2 separate regions of the Homo sapiens genome follow, and region 2 is linked to region 1. A link is an interaction called in ENCODE POLR2A ChIA-PET data of the cell type or tissue named here. Cell type or tissue: HCT116. All regions are shown on one strand. Each heading gives the region's core, and the rest is flanking DNA. Links, peaks and the distances in the headings are about the cores only.

Region 1 (5,386 bases), core at 79-5,078:
ACCTCACAAGCAATGAGCCCAGGTCTGTCTCTATGCCATTCCCCAGTGAAAATAATAAGGGTGTCTTGGCTGCTCACAGTGGCTCATGCCTGCAATCCCAGTACTTTGGGAGGCCGAGATGGGAGAATCACTTGAGGCCATAAGTTTGAGACCAGCCTGGTCAATGTAGCGAGACCCCATCTCTAGTTTTTTATTATTAAAAAGAATAAGAGCTTCTTAAAGAAATGATTGATTCCAGCACTGGGGCAGGAAAAGCACAAGACGAGTCTGGAACATCTTATGGTTGCAGAAAGTAGACACAGGAGCAAGCATGAAGGCAATCCCAATGACCAAAGCTGGGACAATGTGAGCAACAAACACTGGCAGTGATGGGTTATAACACAAAAAATAAAAGAAAATAACCGTGAGTACAGGCTGACACTAAATGAATAGTTGGTAAATAAATATATAACATATATAATTATAAAACAATTTTAAATGTACTTATTAAATTATATTTAGTATATAAAATTTAAGTAACACATTTAAATATTAAGTATATAATTGAATAAAGAAGTAAATGGGGGCTGGGCGCGGTGGGTCACGTCTGTAATCCCAGCACTCTAGGATGTCAAGGCGAGCAGATCATTTGAGGCCAGGAGCTGAAGACCAGCCTGACCAACATGGCAAAACCCCATCCTAAAAATACAAAAAATTAACCAGGCGTGGTGGCGCATACCTGTAGTCCCAGCTACTCAGGAGGGTGAGGGACGAGAATCACTTGAACCTGGAAGGTGAAGGTTGCAGTGAGCTGAGATCGCGCCACTGCACTCCAGCCTGGGTGAAAGAGCAAGACTGCCTCGGAAAAAAAAAAGTAGGCCGGGTGCTCACGCCTGTAATCCCAGCACCTTGGGAGGCTGAGGCGGATGGATCACTTGAGGTTCAACACCAGCCTGGCCAACATGGTGAAACCCCGTCTCCACTAAAAACACAAAAATTACCCAGGTGTGGTGGCGGGTGCCTGTAATCCCAGCTACTCGGGAGGCTGAGGCAGGAGAATTATTTGAACCTGGGAGGCAAAGGTTGCAGTGAGCTGAGATCACGTCACTGAACTCCAGCCTGGGCAATAAGCAAGACTCAGTCTTTAAAAAAAAAAAAAAAAATTAAATGGGGAGAAGGGATACCTCTTTCTTACAATAGAATTCCAATTCATAAATGTAGAAGGAATGATCAAAGTAGAGAACCACTATTTGGCAAACAGCAATAATGGGTGCTAAAATTAGTAGGTAAATGTATGATGAGTAACAAGATATTTGCATCATTTCAAAATATCTCCCAACAAGATATTTATTAATTAGAAAGGCAGAAATAATAACTTTAAAGTTGAGAGATCTGGAAGATATCGCCTTTATCATGTGATCAAGGCTAACATCACTACCAGTGAGACATCATCATGTACCTCCAGATAGTAAGCACTAAGAAGGGCGTAAGATCTCTGTCACAGCATTGCCAAAAATGCATAGCCTGAATTTAATCATGAGGAAACATCACACAAACTTAAATTGAGGGATATTATATAAAATAACTGACCAGCCTCTTAAACTGTCATAAAAGACAGGAAGGACAGAGGAACTGTTCCAGATTGCATTAGGCTAAAGAAACATAACAACAGGATACAATGTGTGAACCTGGCATTGATCCTGGACCAGAAAAAAAGATATTCGTGGAAAAATTGGTGAAAGGTCTACAAGGTCTATAGAATTCTATTGACGTTAATTTCCTGGTTTTTATAAGTATTTCATGACTTGGGAAAGGTGAGTGAAGAGTAGGCAGGGATACTTTATACTACTTGGCAATTTTTTTGTAAGGCTGAAATTATTTCAAAATGAAAAGTTAAAAAAAATTTAAATATTAGTTATCCTTGGAGGAAGTACCAATTAGGAAGAGTATGAGAAAACCTCGGTGCTGGAAATATTCTCCATCTTGATCTGGGTTGGAGGTATGTGGTTGTATACTTTATTTACTTACTGATATTTTTATTTTTATTTTTTGAGACAGAGTCTCATTCTGTCGTCCAGGCTAGAGTGCAATGGTGCCATTATGGATCCCTGCAGCCTACACCTCCCAGGCTCAAGCGATCCTCCCACCTCAGCCTCCTAAGTAGCTGGGAATACAGGTACATGCCACTATGCCCAACTAATTTTTTTTTTTTTTTTTTTTTTGGAGAAACAAAGTCTCTCTATGTTGCCCAGGTGGTCTCAAACTCTTGAGCTCAAGCAATCCTCCCTCCTCAGCCTCCCAGTGTTGGGATTATAGGCATGAGCCACTGCATGCTGCATGTGTACATGTTTAAATTATGCAGAGCACTGAACACTTAAGATTTATGCACTTTGCTATAGGTACGTTATTCCTGAATTTTTCTAAGTGTTGATAAAAACCTACACAGATTTACTTCAGCCAAGTAAAGTTAAAGAGTAAGGCTGGGCGCAATGGCTGATGCCTGTAATCCCAGCACTTTGGGGGGCCAAGGCTGGTGGATCACCTAAGGTCAGGAGTTGGAGACCAGCCTGGCCAACATGGTGAAACCCTGTCTCAACCAAAAATAGAAAAATTAGCTGGGCATTGTGGTGGGTGCCTGTAATTCCAGCTACTCAGTAGGTTGAGGCAGGAGAATCTTTGAACCCGGGAGACAGAGGTTGCAGTGAGCCGAGATAGCGCCACTGTACTCCAGCCTGGGTGACAAAGTGAGACTTCATCTCAAAAAAAAAAAAAAGTTGAGGAGTAAGCTCAGTGATTTACATTGAGCTAGGCTCCATAAAAGTCCAGAAAACTGGATGCAGCGGCTCATGTCTGTAATCCCAGCATGTTGGGAGGTCAAGGTGGGCAGATCACTTGAGGTCAGGAGTTCGAGACCAGCCTGGCCAACATGGTGAAACCTTGTTTCCACTAAACATACAAAATTAGCCGGGTGTGGTGGCATTGATCCTTCATGACCTAATAGCAGAGGAAATTATAGTACCATTCTAATTTTTTTTAAAAGATAAGGAAACCAAGTCTCAGGGAAATGAGAAGACATTGGCCCCCCAGCCAGAAACTGGCAAAGCAAGCATTGCCAAGCTGGCTGTGTCTAACTTCCAAGTCCAGAACGTTTCCTGCATCCCACATTGCCTCAAACAGGAAGATTTTGACTTTTATTTTTTAAAAAATGAATTCTGAGTTATTTTCTATAGCTGTAATTGTTAAAACCTGAACTCTGGTCACATTTAGCTGCATGCTATTTTTAAAAAACCACAAAAAGGAACAAGATAATGTCCTTTGCAAGGACATGGATAGAGCTGGATGCCATGATCCTCAGCAAACTAACGCAGGAAAAGAAACTGAAATACCCCATGTTCTCACTTGTAAGTGGGAGCTGAACAATGAGAACACATGGACACATGAGGGGAAACAACACACACTGAGGCCTGTCAGGGGGCTGTGGGGATGGAGAGCATGAGGAAGAATAGCTAATGGATGCTGGGCTTAATACCTAGGTGATGGGTTGATCTGTGCAGCAAATCACCATGGCACATGTTTACCTATGTAACAAACCCGCACATCCTGCCCATGTACCCGAGAAATTAAAATAAAAGTTGAGGGAAAATATGCCTAATTAAAGAAAATTTTGGACACTTAGTTCTTTTTTATTTAAAAAAGAAAATGAGACTTCAAATATTGGAAGAAAAACCTCAAGTCCAGCTTTTATCAACTAGACTTTTTTTTCTCCTTTGGCTAACTTTTGGGTTTCACTTCATTAACTTTCCCTTTAATTTAAGTTGATCTATCACTAATCATAACAAGATAATAGAACAAGTTCAGATAGACTCACTGCCAAGTCAATGGACAATGACTAATTTCTTAGCAAAGTGCTTCTTTGTATTACTTTGCCACACATATTAGAAACTGGTCTATTGCACCTCAAACATCTTTTATTGCAATTAGTCCAGGAATCCGGAAATCACCTCAATGGATTCATGGATTCACATAGTTTAGCTGTGTCCTCTGTGGGCTGCCTATTGTTTAAGACCACCAGCCTTAAAATCTGATATACCTAGTGCAAGTCCTGGGTCTGTTGAGTTGTTGTTGTTGTTTTGTTTTTTTTCCAATGGTATACCTTGGGCAGTGTATTTAACTTCCCTGAAATCTAATTTTCTTATCATTAAGGTGAGATAACTATTACTCCTTACTGTCCTTGGGTTGCTGGAGGAATAAATGAGATAAAGCCTGTAAAACACTTCGCATATTCCTTGGCACGTAATCATTGTTAACTATTATTATTATCTGACACTAATCTAAGCTGACTGGTATTATATTCATTGTTCAATTGCTCATTCCAGGCGGCTTCACTGAGGACCTACTATGCACAAAACACTTTGAAGGATATCCTTTTATTATGTCAAAGCAAAATAATTTTACTCTGGAATTCATTCTAAAGACGGTGAATGTCACAGAAACAGAAAACCAAATACTGAATGTTCTCACCTGTAAGTGGGAGCTAAACATTGGGTACTTATGGACATAAAGATGGCAACAATAGACACTGGGGACTACTGGCTGGTGGAGGGAGGGAGTAGGGGCAAGGGCTGAAAGACTGTTGGATACTATGCTTAGTACCTGAGTGACAGGATCATTCATAACCCAAACTTCAGGATCACATCATATACCCAAGTAACAAACCGGCACTTGTACCCCCTGAATCTAAAATAAAAGCAGAGAGAAGGGAAGGGAAGGGGAGGGGAGAGGAGGAAGGAAAGAAGGAAAGTTGTTGAGTGTGTGTCTACAAAGTACCAGCCATGGTATCAGGTGTGGGGAAAACAGTGGCAAATAAGACAAAGTCCCTGAGCTCCTGATGCTTATGTTCTACTGAGAAGAAATAGACAATAAACAAGTAAACAAAAACACAAGATGATTGCAGTCAGTGGAGAAGGTAAAACAGGTTTACGTGATGGAGAGTGCCTGAGGGAGCCACTGGTTGTCTATGGAAGCCTCTCGTTTTCTGCCCTTTCTGCCCTGACCTCTCTGATTGCTTAACTGCTCGAGGAGCTCGAGCAGACACATTGGAATGGAAGTAGGAGACACAGATGGAAGGGGCTTTGATACTGGGCACCATTCTTTCTACACCAGCTTCTCTTGTCTAAGCCACTGTTATTTTGTGGTTTTGGCCCTCATCATCTAGCTTAATAATAACCAAAACAGTTACTTTCTTCTGAGGACATTTCAGCTCCCAAAATAAACAAATATGAAAGTCTGGAAGAAATTGAGAGTTTGATTCATAAAAGTAGAATGTCAGAAATTACAAAGTACAGTAGTAACAATTTAGGTATATTTTGTGAGTATCTTTAATTAGCATTTATTGATTACTAATTTG
Region 2 (5,386 bases), core at 257-5,256, 160 kb after region 1:
CCAGCTTCAGGAGGCTGAGGTGGGAAGATTAATGGAGCCCGGGAGGCAGAGGCTGCAGTGAGCCAAGATTCCACCACTGCACTCCAGCCTGGTCAGCAGAGTGAGACCCTGTTCCAAACAACAGCAGCAACAACAACAACAGAAAGTTAATACTTTTCCTTTAATGCCTGAAAGCCATTGGGAAACAGTTCTTATTTCTGAGGATGTTATTTTCTTCATTTATGAGAGAAGCCAAACTCAAGAGCTTTAGACTTTAAAGTTGGGGTTTTCATTTCAGTGGTGTTCAAATAGCAGTGGTTCTTAAGGGGAGGTGGGGGTGGGGATGTTGTCCCCATAGGGGACAGTTCACAATCTAGACTTATTTTTGGTTGTCAAAACTGGGAGAGTGCTACTGCATCTACAGGGTAGAGGCCAGGGATACTGCTTCAACATCCTACAGTGCACAGAAGCAATAACTAGCGCCAAATGTCAATAGTACCAAGGCTGAGGAAGCCTACTTTGGAGCAATCTGATGCCGTTTTGTATTAGTGAACTGTCTTGGTTTTAACTAGGGGCAATATAATTCTTTTTTTTTTTTTGAGACGGAGTCTTGCTGTGTCACCTAGGCTGGAGTGCAGTGGCTCAATCTCGGCTCACTGCAACCTCCACCTCCTGGGTTCAAGCTATTCTCCTGCCTCAGCCTCCCAAGTAGCTGGGATTACAGGCACCTGCTACCATGCTCAGCTAATTTTTGTAGTTTTTAGTAGAGATGGGGTTTCACCATGTTGGCCAGGCTGGTCTCGAACTCCTGACCTCAGGTGATCCGCCCACCTCAGCCTCCCAAAGTGCTGGGATTACAGGCATGAGCCACCGTGCCCGGCAGGGGCAATATAATTATAATTCTTTGTACCTTGGTTCCATTTATAGTTTTTTTCTTGAATACTGTTTCATGTGAAATTACAAATTTTGAGGGTGGAAGCAGGGGAGGGAAGAGGTGACATCTGGTGTCAGTTGCCAGGAAAACTGTAATACCTCTTAGAGTTTCCCTAATTGAATATGACGGGATGGTTTAAGGTTTGGGGTTTGTGAGGAGTTGAGAGATCTTCCACTGAAACGTGCTATGAACAAACTAAATCATGGTTAATACCTTGTGGGTTGCCTCTGGATTGTGCAGTCTGATACGCACTTTGGTTACATTTATTTTGTTTACTCCTTGTAGTAGTTCCATAAAATTCAGAATGTTACCAATACTAAAGCTGAGGAAACAATCTCAGTAGAAAAGTAATGGGACCCGTGTTATAGACTGAATGTGAATCTCCCCAAAATTTATATGTTGAAATCATAACCCTCAATGTGATGGTGTAAGGAAGTGGGACTGTTGGAACCTTTGGGAGGTATTTAGATCATAGGGGTGGAGCCCTCATGAATGGGATTAGTGCTCTTATAAAACAGACCCCAGAGAGCTTTCTCACTTTCTTTTCTGCCACGTGAAGATACAGTGAGAAGATGGCAGTCCATATCCCAGAAGAGGGTCCTCAGCAGAATCTGACTGTGCTGGAACCCTGATCTTAGACTTCAGCCTCCAGAGCTCTGGGAAATAAATTTCTGTTATTTATAAGTGACTCAGTCTATGATATTTCGTTATAGCAACATGAACGGACTAAAACATCCCCTAATTTCTTGTGAGAGTGTGGCATACAGAGTAAATTCTTTGAGCAGCCATTCCTAGTATTGCTTTCCCTAAGCGCTCTCTGCTTTGCTTGGAATAAGAGGTAGGAGGGTTTGGAGAACACTCCCCTGGGTGTTATTCTAGTGCTTCACTGCTTTCCCTCTTAAAGGGCGGCCTAGCCTAGCTCCTGGCACATGTTTGCCAGTGATGTAGAAATTCTGTTTCTAAGGATTAAAGAGGTAGGGATGAAAATAATTAGGCAACTTGCAGCCTCTGCCACACTCATATTTCAAGATTCTTCTTTGATTTTTTTCATTTTAGTCACTTAATGATTCTTCCTTCTTGTTTTATTCTTCCTTGATCTCCAGGGACTGTAAAACAATCCAGAAACTTAGTAATATTATGAACAAGCATTTATCAGCTGGCCACAATGTGCTTATTAATGTTCAAATACTATGAGGAATGTCAGCTTTGCTCCCCAAACCTTGTTAGACTCAAACCCTCATGAGACTTGATACCATGACTACTAATGTCCTTTTATTCCCCAAATCGATTTCCCTTTCCTTTCTTACTGGGTTTTAGATGCAGATGACACAGTCCAGGGAAGATCGGAGGGCCTGTCTGAGTATGGAGAAGTACGAGCTGGTATTTTATATAGCCTATGACACTCCTACTTAATGACTTAGATGGGCTCATAATTTCACATTCACCATTGAAATATTTTTTCTGAAGTTAGAAAATGAACCATCGTTAGGGCTATTTGACAATATTTCTTTGGGATACTTTTCCTCATTCAGTTTGTTTATGAGTAATTTAAGATCCACTGTCATCATCTACATTTAGCTGTTGGTAATTTGTGCGGAGTTCACATTGAGTTATTGATTTTACCCCCTACAGTGTAAACATGAAAGACTATGAAATAATGATCTTGCTGGTGAAATGTTTGTATATTTTTTAATAATGAGGACTAAACATTTGGCTGTATGAGTCTTCCTGCCCATAGGAATAGAAATGTGGAAACCTGCAGGAGATACAAAAGGCATTTTTTTTAAAAAAGGGAAATAGAAAGACTCTTCATGTACAACTGTAGGGCCACAATAACTTCAAAAGAATTTATTTCATTGATGACTTAGTAGCCCATTTAATGCATAATCCATGTTAGTTCAAAGTAAACTAGTTTATGTGTTTTTCTTTTTCTTTAGCAATATAATTTTAATAAATTGATTTTGGGATGGGGGCGCAAACGAATTACTAGTGCTAGTGTTTTACTCTAGTGGCTGAGGTCTCCTAAATTAATGAGTTAAACAGGACAGGATATAGCATCAGAAGAGAGTTCCTGCTGTTTACCTACAATGGTTGCATCCTCACTAAAAAAATATGCACTGCCCTCTGCTACAAAGACACCCACCAGTTCTTTTGTCTTTGAGGACTGTTTCCCCTTGTGCTCTGCCAGTCTATCACAATAAAATGATTTCAGTGATGTGGTCTCATTGCAGGAAATGTTTAATGAGTCTCAGGAAAACTATAAATAAATCTTAGGTCATTGTTACACCGAAGAACATCTTCAGGCCTTAGATAATTAGGATGTCCCGCCTAGGTTTATTACGAGAAATCTTCATTCAAAGAGGTGCATGCTTGATACTTTATTTTAATTTATTTTATTCTGGGCTTTAAATTGTCCTGTCTCAGTGCGGAAAAGGAAGAAGTGTCAAGTCTCTTGGCGAGTAGGGAGGTTGTCATTTTTAACAATGTCCTTATAAGATGGAGGGGACATTCAGAGGTTGGTCATCTTGTCCATCTCCAGCCTGCAAATATTAATAGTACTCGAATCACCTTGAACAGATAAGTGAGAACAGAGCTTGTTGTTAAAGGTCCTTAAAGACCTTTATTTATATTAAGTTAATATATTTAATATAATATTTATATTAGTTCATTTAATATATTTATATTAATTTATTTAGTATAATTATGTTAATATATTATAATATTCATATTAATTTAATATAACATTTACATTAAAGCACATTTCAAAATTGTTTCCCCAAGTAACATTTTAGTTAACTTAAATGGAAAGAAACTGTTCCTATCCACTGACCTAATTCTTTATTTCTCATGGAAGCTCTATTTTTATTTGTAGCTTAGGTAATTGAAGAATGTTCTTGGTAGCTTGAAGTCTGTCTTCCTTGTATGCACTTGGATTTGATAGGAAGAGTGATCATATTGACCCATAATATGGAATATACTTTTTAAGGTCAAGTTATCTGGTCAGCCATTTATTTCCTAATAGAGTATTGCTTGATCCGTATTCTCTTGATTCTGATAATGTCTCTTTTTCTTTTTTTATAAAAGTACATTAAAAAAATAAATGCCATATTTTATTTTCCAACAAACGGAATGATAGCCTGATTAATTCTTATTTGGGCTGGAGTAATCATCTAACAGAACAATGTCCCTTAGGCAAAATCTTACTTAATTTTGGTGTAGTTTCATTACTTATCTCTTTCCCTTTTTTTGGTGTCAAACCTTACTGTCTGCAGTGGCTCTTCTGCTTGTCAGAAGTTAATTAAGTTGTAACTAAAAAAACCCCAAAAAACCCACAAAATAAAAGAAGTGGCTTAAAAATTCTATTTAGCAGGTTAGGCATAGCCAGTTGTGCTTGTGCTTATCCAAAGCAAGCCACCTAGCAAACACACATGCACCCTGATGGCTTCACACCGCAGAGGCTGCCGGTGCCTGTGGTCAGACCATCATCCACAAATTGCTTCACCAGGGGAGTGCTCTCAGCCCCTGACACAACCTCTCTCTTTCTCTGTGGGCCTGTGGGCCACCTCCAGGAAAAACCTGACTTCTAAACAATTTCCTGGTGAGCCAGCTGGGGAAGGAGAGGATTTCCGTAGCTGAACACTGAGCACGGCCATTCAAAACAGACAAAGCTAGCAAGCGTTGGAAATCTGAGGCAAAAGGGCAAGGGAGAAGTGTCAGGGTGGGGCTGGCTGAGGTCTGCAAATAGGCTGCAAGAGTTTTCAAGGTGTTTGTCAGGCTGCCATTCTTTTGACAGCTCTTCAAAATCTCAAACAGTAATAACTTGCTATTGGAATTCAGATTTCAGAACATAGGCCTCCTTGTCTATTGCTAGTTTATTTCCCTGATGAGATTCTCTTCCTGGGACAGTGGGTGTGGTGTAGGGTTTGCTCTTGGTAAGCTATACAAAATTGTTAATCATCAGGAGGAGATACTGTCTGTGGAGAAAATTAGGTAGAGATTAAAACAACCACCACCACCACCATCACCACCACCACCACCATCACCACCACCACCACCATCACCATCACCACCACCATCACCACCACCACCACCAACAACAACAACAACAACTTTGAACCTGAGCTCAGTGGCGCACACCTGTAGCCCCAGCTACTCAGGAGGCTGAGGTGGGAGGATTGCTTGAGTCCAGGAGTTTGAAATTGCAGTGAGCTGTGATTGTGCTACTGTACTCCAGCCTCGATGGCAGAGTGAGACCCTGTCTACACACACACCACACAGATACACACACACCCCGCACGAGACTTTGAAGGTGTAAGGTACTTTGGAGATTGCCCTCTTCTATAACTAACATATTAAAATGTACCCACCTTCCTGATGAAATATAATATATATATATCTACATAAGATTTTTTTTTTTTTTTGAGAGGGAGTCTCTGTCACCCAGGCTGGAGTGCAGTGGTGTGATCTTGGCCC

The links. Peaks named below come from ENCODE experiments on the same cell type or tissue, not always from the same donor. Only the 100,000 strongest peaks of a DNase experiment are listed, where the experiment ranks them.
Region 2: POLR2A ChIA-PET joins it to region 1 with 5 read pairs; 2 of 35 experiments call an interaction of 5 or more read pairs at or near these places.

The regions. Positions count from the first base shown.
Region 1 is chr3:66,098,359-66,103,744 of GRCh38, reverse strand. No RefSeq gene overlaps it. Among named protein-coding and RNA genes, the nearest start is that of MAGI1, 62 kb to the right of the region's middle. In HCT116, for the core only: no CTCF peak of the experiment used is centred there; no DNase peak of the experiment used is centred there.
Region 2 is chr3:65,936,539-65,941,924 of GRCh38, reverse strand. The region is part of intron 1 of MAGI1 (membrane associated guanylate kinase, WW and PDZ domain containing 1); the gene reads left to right. All of the region lies in intron 1 of MAGI1-IT1 (MAGI1 intronic transcript 1), which reads left to right. Among named protein-coding and RNA genes, the nearest start is that of MAGI1-IT1, 15 kb to the left of the region's middle. In HCT116, for the core only: no CTCF peak of the experiment used is centred there; no DNase peak of the experiment used is centred there; H3K27ac peaks cover 3,994 bases.